Regions from separate parts of the Homo sapiens genome. Here region 1 is linked to region 2. A link is a loop called in an ENCODE intact Hi-C map of the cell type or tissue named here. Cell type or tissue: heart left ventricle. All regions are shown on one strand. Each heading gives the region's core, and the rest is flanking DNA. Links, peaks and the distances in the headings are about the cores only. Region 1 overlaps ST6GALNAC3 (ST6 N-acetylgalactosaminide alpha-2,6-sialyltransferase 3). Region 2 holds the start of ST6GALNAC3 (ST6 N-acetylgalactosaminide alpha-2,6-sialyltransferase 3).

Region 1 (8,000 bases), core at 1-8,000, 66 kb before region 2:
TGAGTGAACAAGAAACAGGCCAACACACTCCAATATTTGTCAAGTTCAACTAGAGGCCAGGCACTATGGATACAAAAACAAATAAGATGTAGTCCCTGAGTAGAAGTGGTTAGGTCTGTTTTCTTAACTGTTAGTTTGGAAAGAAACTTATGGCTTCTTGCTTATGTGGTATTTGATGTTCTGGTTGCCCTTTCCTCCATCCTCTTTCCTTGGCCTCAGAGTGGGGATTACTGACCGAGCTCCTTGACCTTTCTCCTCCTTCCATTGTGGCCAAGCAGCACGCTTTCCCATCTTCTCATTCTGTGCCAGAAGCCTCCTGCTACTCCTGAGCCCATGCTTCTCATGAGGTTTTAGTGGTGAAGGGGAAAAACATGGGCCCTAGAGTTTGAGAGACCTGGTTCATTTACTGAGCATTTCCACATGCTACATGATGCTCCAAGCTATTTACACAGATCCACTTATGTACTGCTCACAGTGACATGGGAGGTGACATTACACTTTCTCACAGATAAGAAGACTGAGGCCCAAAAGGCTATAAACTGGCCCAAGGCTGGCAAGCTAGGAAGTGGTCCAGTGGGCTTAAGACCCCAGCAGTCCTGCACTAGAGCCCACTGTTCCCCATAACTCCAAGCCCCCTCTCAATAGTGAGGCCTCAATAAGCCGCAGCCCCTATCATATTTTCAGATCCACAGTCTTCTTCTCAAGCACATGAGAAATGCCTTATCCTGGGGGACAGTGACCCCATCTGCTTGGTGCGACACTGCTATTCGATAACAATTTTTCTTCCCAAAAGTTTTTGATGTCAGCATGGGCGTGGGCTGAAGAGTAATGTATTGAATTGTTTGGAAAATATTCATGGAACATGTAGATGCAAGAAAAACAACAACAACACTTTGGTATTATATTCCAAGAGAATTTGATTTTTCAAAGGTTTTAAGTCCTCTTCCAGTATATAACCTTTTATCAGAGGGGGCCACTCAAAGAAAAATGGGGGCTGTAAGCTTGTCTACACTGTCATGTTCCCACACTTCCATTTCAAATACATGCACACACAGACGGACACACACACACACACACACACACACACACACGACTTGGTAAGAAGTCCAAAGTGGGTCCTGGGAGAGTACTTTTGCAATCACCTAATGAGGCTTTGACAAATGAGTTTGCTAATAGGACTGCCAAATGACTGGTGAGGAATGGCATGCTCTATAGGCACTGTAAAAATTCTCTTTCCTTTAAAGACAGAAGACAAGTTAGTGGCAAGGATATTACTTTTTAAATAAATCCAAAGTTAGTTTTAAACCCTTTACTGCCAAGATCCATTTCATTAAGTACAAAAATAGGTTCCTTCCCACAGCCCAAAAGCCTTCTATGAAAGTAAACAGGGTGAGTTCAATTTTCCTAAAAATTTGTTTTAAAAAAATCACTATGTTGCTGTCTCAGGCATTTAATTTCCCTGTGATAAGAAAGTAATCCCTCCTTTGCCCTCTGCCGGTTCTGGCTGTGGGCCAACACTTTCCAGCAGAATAAAGTCAAAGAAATAAAAGACATAAAAGATACGGTGTGCCCAGATCTAATCCTCCATGTGAATTGACCCAATGTGGCTCACAGCAATGTGATCCAGAAGCAGATGAAAAATTTAAAAGAAAAAAAAAAAGGCAGGCATTCAAGACAAGGAAGCGGGGCCTCTACCAGCAAGTTCTGCCTATTGCATTCTCCAGATAACCACAGCTGGACGCTCCTCACTGCTAAAAAGGTCCAAACAGGATTCTTCAATGTCTTTAGAATGGCTAGAGTTTTCTAATATGGTGATTTAGGTCTTTTCCAGTTTTTATTCCCATCTTATGCAACTCATGATGTCAAAGATGACTGTCTTCCCTTCTTTCTCTAGCAGCAGATTCTTCCTCCCTGCCCAGTCAGGAGCCACACTGTGGTCCATTCACCCTGAGAGTGTCCTGCATAACTTCACACCTATCATGAAAAGGAGGCTACCTTTCCTCCTCTTCCCCTGGTTGGTGCTGAGAATGGAAAATTAGCTATGGCTATGCAGGTGTAGACAACACCCTAGGAAGTGATGGAGCATGAAGACAAGAGAAGAATGGGTCCCTGGAAGACACAGTGGAGCAGAGACAAATATGCTTTCTAGACGCCAGGCCACATCTACTCTGTCATGTGAAAGAGAAACACACTTCTATTTGATTTAAGCCGCTGATGTTGTAAACCTCTTTATTCTAACAGCTTAGCCTCTTCCTTAAGAGGCTAACTCACTCATCCTTGACTGCTGCCCTAACAAAGATGGAATTTCTCCACCCCTCTCCGCATTCCCTCCCATCTCCATACCTTTGCTTTTAGGGGTAGCTTCCCCTTACTGGGATGTCATCTTCCTGACTAAATGCTCCATCCCCCAAGGCCCAGCAGGGGGTCTCTTCCCTCCTCTCTAAAGAATCCTCCACTAACTGATCCCTTTGCCCTGGAGATTCTGTTGCCCTTTTCATCTGAAGCCTTAGCACTTGATCAGGTGCCAATGAGCACAGGACTTTGTCTTGTGAGTATATTCCTCCCTGTCTTCACGTGTATATTGAAACCTAAACCGAAGCAGGGGTCTTGGTTGAATCTCAACTCTAGGGCAGTGTAGAAATGGGTGGCTTGCAGAGCCTCTCCTTATCCTTACATAATGGTTGTCATGAGGAGACTGAATTACATGCTAAGGTGCTATTATAATGAAGATGCTAGATCCATTTTGCTTGTTCTTTTCATTTCCAGATGGGAGGGGATGTATGTGTTATTTCCCCAAAAACTTTGTTATAAATCTTGGCTTAAAATAGGGATTTTAATGAATGATTTAAATGGCAAAAATCCATCTGTACATGCTTTTTTTGCTATAAGTAAACATGTTGATGATCTATAGAAAAGGCAAGCTTTAGTCTTTCACTTTTTAAAAAAAAACTACATGCTATCTTTTGTTGAATGCTGATTCTCCTCCTCTGACATGGATTCTCTAGGAGTTCAAATGACTTAAGCACACTTAATGGGGACTTGCAGGACCTAGGAGGTGTGGTTTGCTTCAGGGTTTGGCTGGAAGAATATTAGACTCTCCAAGTCTAGCATGCCAGTGCTGGGGCTACTTCTTAGCCTGACCCAGGGAAGATGCATACGTAAACTGACTTCTTTTCTGGGCAACAGACGAGAGAAACCCTCTCTTTTCTGGAAATGGAGATAGTTCTAAGAACTTATCTCCACAGCAAAAATCTCTAGCCATGAAGGGTGCTGCAACTCAGCATTATGAAATAAATCATGCTGGCTAATAAAAATATCCATTGGGACTGTCACAAAGGAGACTGGTAAGCATGCTGGTGCCAGCTCAGTAGATGGGCTGCCAGGGACATCCCAGCATGGTGCATGGAAACCAAGTCTCCAGGCTACTAAAAAATGCCCTCCGTCCATTCCGTCTTTCATCCAAATCAACCCAAGTCATTAATTATTTCAAGAAACATTTACTGAGTACCTACCATAGGCAAGTCCCTAAGTGTACAATAAAAAACAAGCCTGGGCACGGTGGATCATGCCTATAATCCCAGCACTTTGGAAGCCTGGGTGGGAGGATTACTTTAAGCCAGGAGTTTGAGATCACTCTGGCAACTTAGCAAGACCCTCTATACCAAAAAAAAAAAAAAAAAAAAAAATTAGAAAATTAAAATTTAGCTGGGCATGGTGGTACATGCCTGTAGTCCCAGCCACTCAGGAGGCTGGGGTGGCAGGATCCCTTGACCCAGGAGTCCAAGGAGCTGTGATTGCACCACTGTACTCCAGCTTGGAAAACAGAGAGAGAACCTGTCAAAAAAAAAAAAAAAGAAAGAAAGAAAAGAAAGAAAGAAAGAGCCCCAGTCTTTGAGGTTTTTACTGTTCTGTGGGAGAGGCAGAAGTAAACAGGCAATTTCAATATAATCTGATAAACACTCTGCCAGAGGAAGTACAAGGATCAATAGGAGTCCACAAAGAGGAAGACAAAAGGCAAGCAGAGTAAGCAGGGACCATGTGACCAGCAGGGGCAGCAAGGACCAACCTAACCCCCATCAGGCTCCAGGTAGCTTTGGAGTCACACATTTTCCTGCCCCTTACCTGGCAAAAGAATGGCCTTCCTTCCTTCAGAGGCACAGCAAGGGCAGCCAAAAATAAAAGGGGATTGAATCGCCCACAGTGTTAATGAAATACCTTGTAAATGTCAAACAGGCAGAATGCAAAACTTCTCTCTGCTCAAGAGTTCTTGATATCTACTTCCACGGAGCATTGGATTAATCTCTTTCACCAAAAAAAACAATAAGAGCTGAGAGTAGAGACAGGCAGAGGAAGCATCCACTTCTGCAGTCAGAAAACCAAAATTAGGCCAATTATATTGTTCCAGAACCTAGATTTCACGGTGAGAGGCACCATATGAATAAACCAGTGATTGATAGATACATCTAAATGAGCGTTTGGCAAAGCAGTGAGGAAGTAAAGAGATTCTGTCGTTTTGGCATTAGGATTGAATTTATTCCTCCTCGAGACAGGTGAGGATTCAGAGCTTATTCATGTGTCATCCCCATCCTATTCTACTTTGAACTTCCTCAGTCACTGGAAAAGAGACATGCACAGAATTTTAGAGTTAGAATCTGAAAGATCATCATTGCACAGGCGAGAAATCTGAGGCTCAGAGAACATAAGTGACTTGCCCGGCTGATTAGGGTCACAACCAGAACTAGAAACCAGGCCCTGGACTCTTAGCTGAGTGCTTGTTTCGCTAATCTGCTCTGAGCCCAGAAACCTGGCACTAGGCAAGAACTTCTTCGGGAAAGATTACGATTTCCTCAGAGACTTTTTTCCTTTCATATCTCTCCCTCTCTCTGAGAATCTATGTCACCCAGACATAGGTGTCAGGACAAAAGCTATACCAGTTTAAAAGCTTTCAGCTTGGCTTCCTATAGGGATAAAGGCCAAGGAGCAAATCCACAAAGAGAGAAAAAGAAGCCACTGTTGCCGAATGAGCATTTCTTCCCAAGAAACAGTCCATGTACAACTGTGTGTGTGTGTGTTTATATGTGTGTGTGTTTCTATGTGTGTATGTTTATATGTGTATATGTTTATATGTATATTTGTAAGAGCATGTGAGTGCTATATATATACATATGTATGTATGAGTTGTGAATGTATGTGTGAATCTGTGTGCTTAAGTGTGCATATATGTGTGCTTATGTTTGTGTGATTGTGCATGTATGTGTAGGTGCATAGATTTTTTTTTTTTTTTTCCATTGAGACGGAGTCTCGCTCTGTCGCCCAGGCTGGAGTGCAGTGGCGCGATCTCGGCTCACAGCAAGCTCCGCCTCCCGGGTTCACGCCATTCTCCTGCCTCAGCCTCCCTAGTAGCTGGGACTACAGGCGTCTGCCACCACGCCCAGCTAATTTTTTGTATTTTTAGTAGAGACGGGGTTTCACCGTGTTAGCCAGGATGGTCTCGATCTCCTGACCTCGTAATCCGCCCGCCTCGGCCTCCCAAAGTGCTGGGATTACAGGTGTGAGCCACTGCGCCCGGCCAGTGCATAGATTTTTTTAAACTCCTCCTTTTATTCTCAGGGGTAAAAAAGGGGAAAATGAGATCTTTACAAACTGGTTTTGGCTGCCATTACAAAGCTATGCATCTATCCCACTGGAGAGTTTACTAGGGGTCCACTTACCTGGAAGTCCTTTGCATTGTTTGGTAAATGTAAAAAGGCACTCTACTGAAGTTCTAAAGAACAAATAGAAGCTGGAAGAAACATACAAAAAGATATGATATGTCAAGTAGACATTTTAGAGAAAAAGTATACAAATACTTGTTAATCAGGGCAGTGACATTCTATTTGGAAGGCTGTTGGGATTTGCATAGAATGACCCATTTTAGGGAGGTGCTGGGAAGAGCATGGGAACTGCAGCGATGCAGAGTACAAGGGTCCATGGGTCAGGTTCTGGTCCTGTGGTGAGTGCTTCCTCCTAAATATTGGTCTTGAATCATGCCTTTGTTTAAATTTCCTGGTTTTTTTCAATTTCACCAGGAGCAGGCTGGCAATATCAATATTTTCCTCAGGAAGAACCCCACCCTATGTTCTCAAAGAAAAAAAACTTTCAAGGAAATACATCACTCTGGGGACACTGTGTTCTGTCACCTCACAAAAGCACTAAGGGTTCAGTGACCCTGTCTTTGTAAAGGACCAGATGTCTCCCCTCCATAAGCCCTTCTGAAAATGATTTTACCTATTCTCATGTTTATCAAAAAAATGAAATATTTTCAACCAGCACTTTTTGACATTCAGAGACTTCAGAATGCAGTCTTCTTCACTAGACTGTTAGGTCTTTGAGAGCAAAAATGAAGTATTTTATCTCCATATCCTGAGGACATGTCATGATGCACAGTGTACATTTAAGAAAATATAAGTACTAATTAATGTGTGGCTGAATATAGAGCGAAGTTTTACCACAACAGAATGAAGGTTTGTTGTTGAAGTTATGCAATAGTAGTTACAGTGAGGTTTCCAAGTCACTTGAGCTATGCCAGTGGTTTAACAAGGAGTGTTTGGGTCAGAGATGGCTTCCTCAGGGCAACAGTGAATTCAGAGCCACAAATGGCCGAAACCAAGAAATTCAAAATCATATAGATATTTCCTGCTAAACTGGACAAGTGTTTCGGCTTTGGGTAAGTGATAGAATCTCTTGGAAGGGTTCCTAGCCTGGAGAATCACCATCTTAAAGCCCCTAGCAATACATACAAACTAGCTCCCTTGCAGGGACATGACTGCAACTTACAGAGAAGAGAAACCAGTAACATGTTTTACTCATAGACTGAAGAATACACATAAAGACAAGGATTATTAAATCATAATCTCCTTGGAGTTCATGACGGTAGGTGGGAGGAAGATTCCCTACTTGAAATTTCTACTTTGAACAAAATGTCCTGATCTTTCATTGCATTTGTTTCTATCCCATCTCTATATATTCTGTGCTTCTTGACCACCATCCCTTGGATCACCTGCCTCCCAGAAATGTCTTTCTATAACACACTGACTGCGCAGAATGTCTACTTAGGGCAAATTAAAGAAAGTCTTCTCATCTACATGCAACTGGCCACTTCAATCTTAGAAATTCCCCAACATCACATCCATAGCACGGCTAACAGCTGAGGGTGCTGAAAATCGGGGCAAGAATCTCTGCAAACACTCAGGTGTCCCAGACAGATGCAATATAATAGGAAGAACCAACTCCACATAGATTTTTGCCAGATAGTCATTTAGCCTAGTGGTTGCCTCCTCTCTGAAAACACAGGCAGTGTGGCAGAGCAGGGGACAGTAAAGTGACTTAAAACAGCACAGACTCCCAGGCGGGCAGACCTTGTTTTCAATTCCTCCTCTTACTTCCTGGCTCTGTAATATTGACCAGATCACTAAACCAATCTGAGTTTTGGCTTTCTTATTTAAAGACTGAGACAAAAGTATCAACTTCATAAGCTATTGTAAAGACTAAATGAGATGTTTTTCAAGCACCTAGGATTGACTGACACTGGATGAATGATGTTAGCATCGTTACTGGGATTTGTATGAGAACTGCCATTTCTGAGGCCTATAGATTTGACAACTTTACAAAAAAATTCTCACCAAGTTAGTGATAAAGGCTGCAAATCCAAATCTTCCTAAGGGAGTAAAAATAAAAGAGAAATTACTTCCCAAATACTTTAAACTTTCTTTAAGCAACAATCAGTTTCCCAGAGTTGCCATGCTCTAGAGATGCCATATGATTTCGGGGTCAAATGCCTCCCCAGTTCTGATATTTAACCAACTGTGAAAGCTATTTATTACTAGGTATCTTCTTGGCTTTGCTCATCTAAAAGGAATATTTTATGCACACACACACACATACACACACTTTGTTGAACAGTACTCTTAGGGATTTTTTTTTTCTCCTGTGAAAACCAAGTAGGATAGAATTACCTTAGG
Region 2 (15,251 bases), core at 1-8,000:
CCATAATTAAAAGTCACATATTTCTGGCTTTAAAGTCCAGGCAATGTGAAGTCTGAATTCCTAAATTAAATGATTATGAAGTGATCATCGTTCTGTTACGAGAACTAGCGCTATGCATTGGCAGAATGGGCCCTCAGCATGCACAGCACCTTGAGGGGATAGTTCCATATCCCCTAAAAGACCAAAATTAGCTGCCACAGCATGGGGGTCTCTTCTTAGTGAGGGTCACTATTGTGTAGGCAATAATGATACTTTAATCAATATCTCTCTATCTCAGTTTTCTCATTTGTAAAAATGGATAGTAAAATCTACTGCAAAATTCATTGAGAAGATTAAAGTCTTAGCCCACAGAACAAAGTTGGCACTGCCTCAAAACTTATCTTTCTAAAACACGAGCTCCGTCATAGTAAATCCTATTTAGTCTTCAAAACACAACTCCAATATCATCAGTGGGAAGCCTGTCTGAACTACCCAATGACAGGGGTAATTGCTCTCTCCTTCCATGCTTCTACTATGCCCTCCATGGACCTATGTAGTTTTATTCTTCACATTGTAACCTAAGCACTCATTTACTTTTCTATCATCCTTACTAAACCATAAGCCATTTGAGAATGGGGTCAATGGTTTATGCATCTTGTGATGTAAAAGGAATCAGAACAGGCTACCCCAAAATATATCACTTTGGCATATTGATTATTTTGAGCTAAAGGCAATTGAGAAAAAGCAGATACAGGAAGGGCTTTCTGACCTCCCCATTTCTACCTAAAAGCAAGGCATAAAATTTCCCATGAGAAATGTCCCTTCCCTGTGCCAGGAAGAGGAGAACATTCTTATGATCAAAGATGGAGAGTCAACACCAAAATAAATCTCTAGTAAAAACACTCACCTATTTTCCATTAGTTTTCCCCATACATTTCCCACTTTCTCACAATCGACTGCCCCAGCCCAAACCCCCTTTTTCCTTTGTCTTGTCACATTTCCACAATTTATCCTTCTCTATTAAAATGCTTTATAAACTCTCAGGCCTCTCCCCTTCTTCGGGTCTTTATTTCTTATATAGGAAGCCCTCTGTGGTACACATAAAAACATTAACATCAAATAAAATGTGTATGTTTTTCCTCTGTTAATATGCCTTTTGTCAGTTTAGCTATCAGGACCAGGCACAGAAACTAAGAGGGCAGAGGAAAATCTTTCCTTTTCTACATATGCCAACACCAAGTCCAGGGTCAGCAAATGGCAGAAAATATTTCATTAAAAAAAAAAAAGTCCATAGTTTTATCCTCATAAAAACCCTGTAACGCAATGGTTATAATTCTATGAACACTTCAACAAGGGAAAACTGAGGCTCCAGGTTGCAGCAGCTGTCTAAAATCATATGCAAGAAGCCAGGCTTGCACTGAACTCAGGTCTCTGGACTGAAACCTGTATTCTGCACTGCTCCATGTGTAGCTTTTCAAAGACAACAAAGAAAAAAGATCCAGCCCAGACTGTCTAGACCATGACCAGAGAAGGGGATTGCTCAAAGGTGCTCAAAGGTGGTTGGAACTGAATGGTATTAGGCCATCTTAAAAGTCATCACCTGGGAAAGTACTGGAACAGCAGTAAAGTATATGGAAGGTTGACATATCTGGGTCTAAATCCAGGATCACTCTGTCATTAACCCTGTGTGGCCTTGGGCAAATCTCTTAAACTAGGGAGCGTCAACTTTCTCATCTGTAAAATGGGGTTTAAAACAATGATACTTATCTTTCAGGGTTTTATGTAAAGATTAAAGAATAAAAAACATTTTGTATTTTATAAAAAATAATAGTTATAAGAAACAGACTGAGGATATAGTAAGGATCAACCAAACTGCACTTATTATTATATGTTAGAGGAAAAAAATGGCACATATTAAATGCCTGTGCCACAAAGTATTTTTCATACCCTATCTTATTTCATTCCCACAGCAACCTTGTGAAGCAGGTGCCACTACTTTGATCTTATATTGAAGAAACTAAGGCCCAGAGACATTTAAGTAACTTGTCCAACATCACAGAGGTAGCAGTGGGCAGAGCCAGCATCCAGACATATCTTTCTGAGTCTAAAGCCCACATTAGTTTCAGTGGAGGGAAGATAAGGTGGACAGATATGTCCCAAATGTCTGAAAGCAGTGTGAAGTGCTAGAAGAGAAAGATTGGACCAGATTCATGTGTAGTTTGGGATGTGCATTAAAGATGTTTACCACATGTATAGGACAAGGCAGGGGAGAAACCAAAACAGAAAAAGATGGCCAGCAATAAATATCATGCTCCTCAATGTCCCTTTCAGCAAATAACACAATGAATAGTAAAGATGACTCATATTCATATTTCAGTCCTTGTGCTAAGAGCCTCCCGGTCAAATACCCCATACTGTAATACTGATGTATTATTTCCTCATGTCCTGGAAAATGTTCTGAAACAAAAAGAGGAAGTTCAGAAAGCTCACAGGAAACTTCTGATCTCCTTTACGCAAAGAAGGGGAAACAACTTCTACGAGGTTAGTCTCTTATTTTCATCATTGACACCAGGCACGTTAGAAGACGATTCAGGTAACCAGAACACAGTAGATGACTTAATATCATCTTATAGAGAAATAAATGCTACTTCACAATAACACAACAACAACGAATTGTTTCCTGGTATTTTCCATCGTCACACAGTTCCCCCAGGCTTGGACAACTAGGTCTCTGCATTCTCCAGTCAAGGCCCAGGAAACTTTCATGCTGTTCATGTTTTTGATTCATGCATCCAGGTTATGTTCTTGTAGAAAGGTAGTGCAAAAAAAAAAACGAGGGCAGGGGAGGCCTCTACCAGTGGGATGGAAAGTTCTTTTTAAGTGAGGCCCTCACACCAAGTTCTCCCACCTGAGGCCACAAGTCTGTGAACCCAGAAAGATGCTCAGGTGAGGCTAAGAATCCGGTCTTGGAGAAAGAAAACTCAACAAAGAAGGGATGGCTGAGCGCACTCTGGCAGAGCATAAAATCATTTTGTCTATTCAAATTTATGAGCATAAAGAGAGTGAGAGGTTCTCTACTAACATATACATCCTCGTGTGAACTTTTCCAAAGTAGAGCTAAGGGCAAACAGAGCTAGCAGATCTCATAGAAAACTCATTCCTAAGGGACTACCTGTAAACTCAGAAGTTTCTGTCTTCACATGATCAAATGCACAGTAGAGCCCACCTCCGCTCACTCTTCCCTCCATTTAAAGCGCTATGCCCCTCACCACCAGCAACTCACGCCTAGCCACTCCACCCCTCCCCGTGGCCCCTGAAAGGCCTCAGGCTCCACAGAGCCGCGGGACCCGCGGGAACACCCCTCCTCTCCCTACCATCCCCATTATTCGGCACACAGCCCTGCTCTCCCCTGGAGCCAACAGTCTGCAGCTCCTTCAATGCAGGCGCGAGCAGGAGGCAGGAATGGTGGGAAAAGAAGCTGTGCCAGCTGCATGTTTCAGAATCTCCCTCCATATGCATTTGCCAAAGGAACAAAAAGAAAATCAATGCCAGGAAAAGACAACTGAGATGAGGATGCGGTGGGACCGCGGCTGACTCCGTGCCTCTGAGCAGCAAGGGGCTGGCCAACCACGCGTCCGAGCCACAGATCCAAGTCGTTACCTTCAGGATGCAGGCCATGGCGCTCCGCCGGCCCTCCTGCCACCGAGCAGCGGGCGCGCCTGGGTCAGGGGCAGTCCTGGGGGCAGGCTGGAGGCTGGTACCACGGCAGGACCTCTCCAGCCCACATTCCCGCAGATCCAAATAAGGGGACCGCGGTGTAAGCTGCGCCGCCACAGACCCCGCCCCCCGAGCCGCGGCCCCGCCCCCGTCCCCATCCACTGGCCCGCGGCCCGCGCGGCCCCGCCCCCGGGTCACGTGCCGTCCTGGGCGCCGGCGCCGGCGGCTCCTCAGTGCCTGCTACTTCTTTCTCTTGTTTTCTTCTGTGAACCTTTCGCGGCTCGACGTGCGCAGAGTGCGCTCTGCAGCAGGCGGGGACCTGGGTCCCGCGGGGGGCAGAGTACGGCCTTTTCTTCTCGGTTCCGTCTCCTCTCACACATCAGAGAACTCCTTTTTACAGACGTTTCACACTTTGTCAAAGTTGAGTGGGTTTGGCATCGCCCTTCTGGAGACTTTGGGCACATCAAAGGGCTTTTCAAAAGTAGCAACGAAGTTCTCCCTGGGCTGTTCAAGGATTGAGCCTTCACTCTGTGATGGGCTTATCTAAAATTAATAATTTACCGCTAATAAGTGAGCACAAATATCAACGAAAGAAAGACGTCATGAACCTTACACTCTGTATGGTATATTTTGTGTGTGTGTACATATTTTACATATACATGTATGTGTGTATAATATATAAATTATTGCCTTTTCCTGGTACAAGCTTGTTTATGAAATTGTATATGCATGATATACAGTATACAGATACAGGATGCACACATGTGTATATTGTATTATATATGTACATGTTGATTGTACAGTATATGTTTATAAACTGTGTATGTGTACATGATAGGACTTTGCTCTTCCCTGCTCCAAGCAAGAGCCGGCTAAGAGAAGCAGTTATTTCTACAAGGAGAGTAAACGCATTGCAGAAGGGAGAGAGCATTCCGTGTACACACACAGATTTTTACCACTTGGTCTGTCAGAAAAATTTTAAAAGCGGCCCCCAAATATCTACCCAAAAGAAGTTTCACTTGCTAGAAGCTCCGTCTAGTTTGCCTCCATGGAATCAGGAAAAGCACTGTGGGCTGGTGGTGTCATGAGATTGGCTCACAAACCACAAGGCAGAATCCAGGCTTTCAAGGAATTTGGTATTTTCTTGATGAGAACATGCAGAATTCTTAGAGAGCAGGAGTAACCACAGGAAGGAGGTTGCAGAAGCTGAGCCTGTGGATGAACTGCCTGTCCCATGGGAAGCTCCTGTCTTCAGTCTCCCTGGAATACCACACCCTGCTCTTCGACTTCTTCCTCCCGCCCCTCCCTCCTCTGCCTTACAGATCCGGTGTGTTTTTAGTAAGAATTCTTTGTTTGGGACTATATACTTTAAACCGCTGCTTTAGCTCATGGTCCTTCATAGGCCAGGAAAATTCAGTATTTCATTCATTTACTCATCCCTTGATTGATTCCACAAACTTTTTTATTGAGCCACTACTAAATGGAAGAATAAACTTTATTCACCTTCCACTAAGTGGAGGAAAAATCTTTATTGAAGACCTTTCAGGGATAGGAGAATGACTTTCAGAATATCTAACATCAAGGTGGGCTCACAGTTAAGTGAGAAAGACAAGAATAAGAGATACATGATACTATAACATGGAAAGGGCCTTAGCCAAATTGGAAGCAAAGATCTCAGGAAGGAGAAAGAGAAACACCTGACCGTCCCCCAGCCCGACACCCGTAAAGGGTCTGTGCTGAGGAATATTAGTAAAAAAGGAAGGCCTCTTGCGGTTAAGAGGAAGGCCTCCGTCTCCTGCATGTCCCTGGCAGAACAGCAGAGCAAAGGGGTGAGGGTGGGCAGAGCACATCGTTCTCTCTAGAAAGTCTGTACATCTGGAAAGAGAAACAGCAGGCCCTAGTGAACAGCCCTGCTAAGTACTTCCCTGCTGGGTGTCCTTGATCAAGTTTCTTAACCTCTCTTTAATCCTTACCTTATCTAATATTATCTATCCTCAAGAGAATTAAATGAGATAATAATGTTTGCAAATTGCATTTACCTCAATTTCTGGCACTATGAGCACTTTTTATATGATAGCTCTTTATGTAAAGAAAAAAATCTTCCGCTAAAGACAGACTTGTGGGAGAAGATGAATAGGATAATTGCCATCAGCCTTGGGTGTCTCAGGAGGATGAACACCAACGGAGCAAACTTTTAACATGTTATGACTTGGGTATGCCGTGATGAGGCCTTTACTAATTCCCTCAATCTACTTGGATATGGCTTTCTCAATTACATTTCTATCCACCCATGTCCATACTTCCCAAGGTGTTATTTTTTTTATTAACATCCAAAAGTTATGTCAAACAGCTAGAAATAAAGGCACATTTATAACAATCTAAAAACAAACTCAAGTTCTAGAATAAATCTGGACTGGAAGATTTACAAAACAGTATTAACAATCACTGTTTTAGATGGACCACTCGATGTCTGGGGGTGGGGGGGAAGCTTTTGGATGGAAATAAAAACAGGTTTTGAACCTACCAGGGAATGGAGATAGCCAGATTTGTTGGGGCTGGGAGGATAGGAGTGTGTTGCCAGGATTTTTTTGTTTTAAAACTGGCCAAACTACAGGAACAGCTTAGTCAAATCCATAGGTGTAGCATAATTTTCCAGCTCTAACATTATGTGACTTAAAGCCAAGAGTTTCTATTTCCAAAAATAATAATAACAAAATGGAGCATCCTGCAATTAAAGAAAGTATCTCATTTGATCCTCACAACATCCACATGGATGTTATCATCCCCAGCTGGTAACTAGGGGAACAGGGGTTTGAATCTAGGGACTTGTGGGTTTGCCATCTTAACTGCTACATTCAGCTGTCCAGTATGTTAGAAGCCCAATTTCTGTCATTTGTCACTCTTCACATTTCATCTGTTGTCTTAGTGTAGCCATAGGAAAACTTAGGGTAAGTATGAATCCTCCCCGGGATACAGACTAGGATACAAAACCTAGGGTAAATATGTGAGTATGCAGAGGATAGGTACACTCTATCAATCTGAGTGTACCGGATACATACACTCACCCTGTATTTTTCAACCCTCAGCCCCTGGGTCATACCTTAACAAAGACCCAGCACTTCTCATCAGTCTCTCACCAACCAAGCTGTTACCACCTTCTGTGCATGAGAATGACTTCCAATCAAAGATTCTCACTGCTGCATCTCACCTACTACGTGGGGGTGCCACAGAGCAGCCTGCCAGCCTTTGCTTCCTTTCATGGAGAGATCCTTGGACCTGGCCCTTTCACTACATCAGCCTCCCTAGGGCTCTTCTTGGCTTCCTGGTCCACCTTCCCTCTCCTCAGAGGCCTTTCACTAGTGAGATTTCACCATGCCTCAAGGTGGAGACTTCATGAGTTATGACAAGTCATGGGTGAATATTTGCTATTTAAATTCAGTTTTGCCTCATTGTAAACAGCCCCATTACCCAATAATTCTCAGAGTTATAACATACAGTTAGTTCCCTGATAGAAATAGAATTAACATGCTGACTCTCATAACTTTTCCAATTTCAGCCTGCACACATATTAATTTAATATATTTATATGCAACACAGAGTCATTTATTAAGATTTTAATTGGATCTCAATTTTTCCAATCTAAAGATTTTAAATGAATTCCAGATATCATAAAACTCTTTGTCATCCACTACATAAATTATGCCTCCATAGGAGACTGTGACTGGAAGATCCATTAGAAAATGTTATGGGAAAGTCATTTTTTTTAACATTCTGAGCCAGGATAGGAAATGATCTTCTTTTTCTAGAAATCATTGCACTGTTATAATTGTGACCTAGGAAATTTTTCATATCCTAAAGCAGGCATCTAGCTGTCCAGGTCCACACGTGTGTCTGTAGCTATGTTTAACTGCATCTTGGCTATGCCCTTTTAGGTAGCTGTTTATGAGAATACACTGACATATGGGGTTAAGCTTCATTTCTCTCCTTTTCGATAGTAGGACATTCCAAAATGTCATCCAGTTTGCATTCCCAAGACTTGAGCTTACTGCTATTTCAAACCTTTGCACAGTTCTTCTAATCCAGAATTCGTCAACATCCCTGACTATACTGATACTTATCTGGGATGAACTCCAAGACAAGTTACGCATGATTTAAAATTGCATTTTTAAAATATTATATATTTTCCCATTCAGTAACATTCTCCCTTAACTTCATCTCAGCTCTACCTTTCCCTATTGGAAGTTTCCATTTTTTTTCAAATGAACCAATTAAGAAAAGCTGTTTTTAATTTTTAAAAAATCCAAAACTAATGTTGTTTGCCTACTTTTCATTACCTAGAAGAATGTAGTTTTTAGCCTGATTTGTTTTTCTTAAAGAGTTTTCCTCTAAGTTTTTTTTTAAAAAAAAAAACATAATCAATTAAAAGTAAATATGGACTGGGCACTGTGTCTCACGTCTATAATCCCAGAACTTTGGGAGGCCCAGGCAGGCATATCACCTGAGGTCAGGAGTTCAAGACCAGCCTGGCCAACATGGTGAAGCCCCGTCTCTACTAAAAATACAAAAATTAGTCGGGTGTGGTGGCGCACACCTGTAGTCTCAGCTACTTGGGAGGCTGAGGCAAAAGAATTGCTTGAACCTGGGAGGCAGAGATTGCAGTGAGCCAACATCGTGCCCCTGCACTCCAGCCTGAGTGACAGAGCTAGACTTCATCTCAAAAAAAAAAAAAGAAAAAAAAAGTAAATATGGCTAGAAGCACTGGCATATAGTTTGAATTTAGTTTGTATTGGATCTCTCCAAGGCTGTTGAAGCCTCCATTATTAATTGAGTCTGATATTTCTTAACCATGTTTCCCAGAGTTTGTTTCCTTTTTATTGTGAGGTTCCTCTCATGTGTGTTTCTCTACACTCTTCTTGGATTTCTCCTCTCAGTGAGGCCTGGTTACATGCTGCCCTAAAAGATTAGAATGGAAAGTTGGTATTTGAAATGCATCCATGCAGGACTGATGGGAACACCCAGGGGAGAGGGCCTAACAGTTGGGGTTCTGCTGCAGTTTATTTTGCCTGAACCATTTTTTTCCTCTAATGGTCTAGCCCTCACAAACCCTCTGGAGAGAGCTATGATTTTTGCTAATTCTTCGTGTCAATACCATCCCCTTCCAGGAATCTCCCCGAACCCTCCTGTTTGTATCTATTTCTGAACTATTGTAGAAAAGGTAGAAGAAAAACATCATCCAATGCAAAGAAAAAAGGTCCAAAAAGAAGTCACCTGAATACATTCTCACACAACCCCTGAAACACAAGGTATTGTTATTGTGCCCAACAATGTCAATATGTATCAAGCTGCTCCCAGCACACCTGCGTGAAGGTGGAACAGACAAACGTAAAGGGGAATGTCCCCTGTGGAAAAGCCATTCATTCTTTTCAAGAGCAACAGATATAAAGCAACAAGTGACTTAGGAATCTGAAAATCCTGGTTCATTTGTTGGTTTAACAAACATTTGCAAGCCCAGGTGATGTGTATAGGAAGCAGAAACAATTTGTGAATGGGCTTCCTCCTATAGTCAAAACTTTCAGTGGCCTCTTGATACATTTATAGGCCTGCCAACATTGTCTCCTTAATCATTGCACGTTATTCTCTTACACCAACAGTTGGCAAGCTTTGTCAGCAAAGAGCCAAGTAAATATTAGGCTTTGCAAGCCATTTGGTCTCTGTCACAACTATTCAACACTGCCATTGTAGTATGAAAGCAGCCATAGAAATAAACAATGGGCAGTGTCTGTGTTCCAATAAAACTTTTTTATGGACACTAAAATTTATATTTCATGTACTTCTCAGTGCTATGAAATATTATTCTTTGTTTTTTTAACTATTTAAAAATGTACAATCCACTTTTGGTTCTGCAGATATAGAAAAACAATCTGCAGACCCAATTTGGCCCACAAGCAGTAGTTTGCCAACCTCTGTCTTGATCTTCGCATTCTTTACTCAGCTAGATTTCACCATCCTTCAATCCCAGATCAAATCCCATTTGGCTCTTGATGCCCTTTCAGACCACCCTAGTCTAGTGTAGTTTCTCCTCTTTGAATTCCAACAATTACTGTTTGCAAAATTCTTTTGGCAATGAGTCACATCCTATCTGGTGGAAGTTTTTTCCAGTGTTCACTTGACCTGTTATCTACTTTTTTTATTATTATTTTTAGCCTTACTTCCCTAATAGATTGGAAGCTTACTGGTTTCTTCTTTTTCTTTTCAGCCTTCACCTTTTTGTGCCCCTAGCAAGGAAATACAGTACCTTACATGCTCAGTTAATGCTGATTAATCTGATTTGATTCATTCAACTCTGAAGAGATAACTAAGAATTCCAGATGAAAGATGCTAGCAACCATAAATGTATGAAATTGAAAATCAGATTGTCCTACCATTCTGAATGCTGCTCAAAGGTTTTGGGTAAGAAACTTTGGATGTGTTATTACTTCCTTCATCACATATGATATTCTCAGATCATTTTATATTTCTCTATAAGGCATTTTCTACTTTTTAATCATCAGACTGATTACTTGATTTGGATGGATTTTGAGTTCATGTTTAATGACAAGAGTGGCCTGTGATTATCCCTATGGCTGTTCTCAGTTGATTGAGAAATCAGTGATGCTTTTCTTCTAAGTGGAAGCTACCTTCTTTATATCATGATTTTTTAAAAAATCACTGTATGTAGTACTTTTTAACCAGCCATGGTGCATTGTGTTTATTTGATATTTAGTGTAGTTAAAAATTATTCACTAACACTATGATTTCTTTTTCAGTTTGTTCCACTTTATTTCATCTTCATTTTTATTAAAATGTAATTAATAGAATCTTATAAATAAATCTGTTTTGTCTAATAGATGAAGATAGCTGAATTTTCAAAAGCATCAAAGATTTAAATAACTGAGTTTGTGGTTTTCACTGACACCTTTATAATTAAGAGATATTAAGAAATTACATACTAAATAATGGCACGTTCCAAATAAGATTTGTCTTCCCTTCCAAGTGGTGAATTCAGCAGTATTTAGGACAAGCACCGCGTAATTTGAACACTAGAAAAATGTCTGTCTCCTTCTTTCATCAGCTTACATTTTAAATGAATTATTCACAGCTGTCTGTTTCCATTCTTTAACTGTAATAAAACTTTGCCATTTAAAAATTAGTGAAGAATAGTCAACCACCTCTCTCCCTATAAACTAGCCCTTGTCCATATTTTCAGCAAAAGTATGTCTATTAGCATAACCACTGGATGAATCTAAAATATTTTTAAACAACATTTGTCTAAAGACATTTTTAAAAGTTTAATGCCTGTGCTCTACTCTTTTCTTGACCTGTTTTTTTGGTTTTTCATTATTTTTGGTATTTTTTGTTTGTCTATTTGTTTACTTTTTTTTTTTTTAATAGAGATGGGGTCTTGCTATGTTGCTTATGCTGGTCTTGAACTCCTGGCCTCAAGCGACTCTTCCACCGTGGTCTCCCAAAGTGCTCAGATTACAGGCATGAGCCACTAAACCCAGCCTATTTTTGGTACTCTCATCATTCCATTTTGACTCTTCTTTCTTTTACAACATCCTTTACTCATTTTCCCCTGGGGAGGTTTTTGAGTTTAAATTTAACAAGAAAATTAAATATGATAGTGTATATTTTTCCTTGAGAAAGTACAAGTTTGGCTCAAGTATTTGTCTGAATAAAATGCAAATACTCAAAGCAAATAACAAAATTTGTTAAGGGTCTGGAAGTTTACCCCACATACAAACTAAGAAATTACTTACACATTTTTATGGCTGTTGGATGAAGCTACAAGACCCCTGGGCCAGAGATGTAGAACTATTTATTACTTACAGTTATGGGACTACTTATTACAGCAATTGCACCCATTCCCCAAGCCCCAGTTCCCACATGGTAACTTGAAGAAAACCAAGCCACTGTGGGTTTTGTTTAAAAGGAAAAAATCCTGAGCTTAGGGAACTCAAATACTTTATAATAGGCAGTAAGCATGCTGGCCTATTGCTCTTGAGGGAAATATTCTTTCTGTCTTTATGTCTCTCCCTTTTTCTCCCCCAAGGCTAGTCAATAATGCAAATATCCTTGAAAAGATAATCTATAACAAAGGCATTCTCTACCTCTTATCACAAGACATACAGAAACTTAGGAAGTCCATAGAGAATTGCCTCCTACTAGTGATCACATTCCTTGTACATGCCATTATGAATTCTGACTCATGTGGTGCTCTGTACTTACTCTCAACAAATTTAGGCAAAGGATATATGAGGTGTTCAGCAGTGTTTGTTGGATAAATGTGAGCTGTCTCAAATAATTTTTAGTAAGTAGAGTTTGTAAAAATAATAAGTAATTATAAGTAAATATATTTGTTATTTTTCCTCCAGTCCTACACATCATATTCCATTAAAACATGCTATACTCTAAAAGTAAATATTTACTCACTGACTCCAAAATATCCTTTATTTTATTTTCTTTCCATTTTCTTCTGTTAAACACACACACACACACACACACACACACACACACACACACACACACACATCCTATCTTTCTCTTGGCCAGAGAATACCTACATTATTACTAAAAGTTTAGCTATGTAGTGAATGGTTACAGATGAGTAGCTGATATTCTGTTAAATATTCAAGGTGTTCATAGCCCCCAAATAAGTTTTTTTCTTGTTAATCACACTTCTCTTCTTCTTCTCCTTCTCCTTCTCCTTCTTTTTCTTCTTCAGCAAACCCAAAAATCCACCTGTTAAGTCTAGGGAAAACCAAAGAAAGTTAATATAGTGGTACCTTTTTTTTTTGGCAAAACTACTCTATTCTTTAATGATATGAAGCAGTCACACATATCTGGCTACTGCATAAATGTTAATAGTGTCTTAAGTAGACTTCTGAATTAACCCTGTGTTTCAGACAAGACAGTACAAACTCAATCCATCTCAGAAAGGAATCCATAGTAGTTAAAGAAGGAATTTCACAACATTCTATAGGAATTCCCGAGCTCCAATAGTTCTAATCTTTTCAAAATCCTCCTTTACGTGAAACCCAAAATTTTTCTTGCAACTTATTAAAGCTCTTTTATTACACATAACTCTGATCTTCCCGCCTCTTTCTGGTCCCACATTCCACTTGGATTCTCCATACTCTCACCGTGGATTCCATGTATGTCTGCATGTTCAGTGGGCTGAGCCCTGAAATGTGTGTATCTGGCATTGAGCCTCTGATGAGAGACTTTCTATTTCCCTCAATGCTAAACTCCCTCCTCTTTTCTGGCATCTCTTGTCTGCAACCAGGGAATGGGAGTGACATCACTAAACATGTAACGTGTGTTGTGCTGTGGGGTCAGCTAAAGGGTAATTTCTAGGAAGCATGCCTATTCAGAAGACAAACTAGTGTTGGCACTGAGCAGGGGCACTTACTTAGCAAAATGATGCATTTGAGATGACATTTCTGCAGAGTACATAGTGCTGGCGATCTCACACACCAGCCATGCTAACAGTTGGCATGCTAGGGTTCTTTGGGCACCTCAAGTGGCTTCTTCATGGATGAGAAATAGCAAAATAACGAGATTTAGCTAAGGGTTCATCTTGAATGAAAGCGAATACGTGCTGTCAAATGAAATACTCTTGGCATCCTGAAAAGCTTTCTTCTAGCTCTGCACCTCAGAGTGAATGTGCCCAGATATTTTTCTTTGGGACGTTTTAAGGCTAAAACCCAGGCTGACCCTTGCAATAAGCAATATTCCTTCTCCTAATCCAAAATGGGTGTGGGGCAGGGGAAGCAGTAAGAACAATATGTTGAAGAAGAAGAAAAAGAACACAAAATAATATATCTCTAAAACCATCATCCAGTCTATGCAAGTGATGAGACCTAAGGATAAGCTATTAAATAATTTTATCAGTTTATCCAGCTTTTCCCCCACCCCTCACTCCCCACTTTTCTTCCCTGCCCTGCATTGTTTTTCGCATGCCATTTATTTACCTGGATAGTCTTCCCTTCTTTTCAGTAATCAAAATCCAACTCATCTTTAAGTGTCTAATTCAAAAGTCACAATCCATAGGATGGCCAATACTAACAAGAAGTACTTATTCAATAAATTTATTTGAGTGCCTACTGTTTCCAAGAACCTGGACATAGAGCCCTGAAGAAAGAGATGCAGTTCCTGGCCTTAGGGCATGGCAGCATCGACTCCTCTTCCAAACTCCTACAGTCTTTACTGTACCTCTGACTCATTTGTGAGGTGGGATATACTTCTTTGTATTGTGAGCCAGTTTTTCAAGAGTGACCTCTCATTTTCCCAGCCAGATGAGCGGTAACTTATGTGCAGGGAGTTGGAACCAAAGCTAAAGCAGAAACACCTCGGTTTGAATCTCAACTTTGCTATCATTATTTTACCTCTCTGCAACTCAGCATCCTTTCGGATTTCCCCAACTTTTTATTTGGAGAAATTTCAAGCCTGAAGAAAAATCGAACAATACAAAGAACACCCTATATACACGTTACAGAGATTCATCAATTTGTTTTACCTTTTTTATTTTTTTAAGAGATAGTCTGTCTATGTTGCCCAGGCTGAAGTTTAGTGACACAATTATAGTTCATGTAGCCTTGAACTCCTGGGCTCAGGAAATTCTCCCGCCTCAGCCTCCCGAGTAGGTGGGACTACAGGCTCAAACCACTGTGCCTAGCTAATTCAACATCTGTTAACATTTTGCCACATTTACTTTTCCCCTCTGTCTCTCTTTCTCTCTCTCTCCATGTGTGTGCATACACACACACCCCTGCAACATTTGATAGTAAGTTGCAGACATTAAGACACTTCACTTTTAAAGACTTTAGCATGTCGCTTATAATATCAAGAATACTCTCTTACACAACTACACATCATTATCACATTTAAGACCATGTTTTAAAATTCCCTTTTGTACCAACAATGTTCCTGATTGTTGATTTCAGTCAGGAAGACAACAGGGATCACGTATTGCTTTTGATTTATCATTTGTCTTTCATCTCTTTTAATCTAGAATAGTTCTCCTATTTTGTCTTTCAAGACATTGACAGTGTTGAAGAGTTGTTTTTAACAGTTGTTTTGAAAAGTTGTTTTGCAGAATGTTCCTCAAATTTGATTTGCCTGATTATTTATTCATGATTCGACACAGGTTAAATATTTTTGGAAAAATACAGCTGCAGCTTTCTTATCTGGAAAAATGAAGATAATAAGAATGCAAATATACCTAGAAGTTTTGTGAGGAATGTAAGCCTAAAATAAAATTCTAAGCGCCCCCCCCCCCCACCGACCGACCAATTGAATACACCCCTCCTCTTAGCCAAAGGCTTTCTTAATTAACCTGAAAAACTAGTGCAGGCCATGATGGGAAGAGGGAGCTGGACATGCCTCATTATACCCTCCTCCCTTTGGGATCCAGGCATAGCTGACCAGCATTAACACCAAAACAGAGATCTTAAGACGTCTTGTAGCAATGACAGCAAATTCCAGCCTGACTTTAATATAGCATCACATGACAG

What was found. A loop is a pair of places that touch in the nucleus more often than their neighbours do. Peaks named below come from ENCODE experiments on the same cell type or tissue, not always from the same donor. Only the 100,000 strongest peaks of a DNase experiment are listed, where the experiment ranks them.
Region 1: it touches region 2 in a loop (5-fold over the local background); 20 of 110 quality-filtered maps call a loop at or near these places.

Annotation. Positions count from the first base shown.
Region 1 is chr1:76,136,484-76,144,483 of GRCh38, reverse strand. All of the region lies in intron 1 of ST6GALNAC3 (ST6 N-acetylgalactosaminide alpha-2,6-sialyltransferase 3), which reads right to left. Among named protein-coding and RNA genes, the nearest start is that of ST6GALNAC3, 66 kb to the right of the region's middle. In heart left ventricle, for the core only: no CTCF peak of the experiment used is centred there; no DNase peak of the experiment used is centred there; H3K27ac peaks cover 4,313 bases.
Region 2 is chr1:76,063,273-76,078,523 of GRCh38, reverse strand. It overlaps ST6GALNAC3 (ST6 N-acetylgalactosaminide alpha-2,6-sialyltransferase 3), which reads right to left and starts at 3,778. Exons shown (of 5, transcript NM_152996.4): 1 at 3,640-3,778. The coding sequence starts at 3,657. LOC124904200 reads right to left here. Exons shown (of 5, transcript XR_007066173.1): 5 at 12,169-12,486. RefSeq lists a silencer at 3,778-3,977. In heart left ventricle, for the core only: no CTCF peak of the experiment used is centred there; DNase peaks (open chromatin) are centred at 3,343 and 3,793; H3K4me3 peaks cover 2,568 bases; H3K27ac peaks cover 2,675 bases.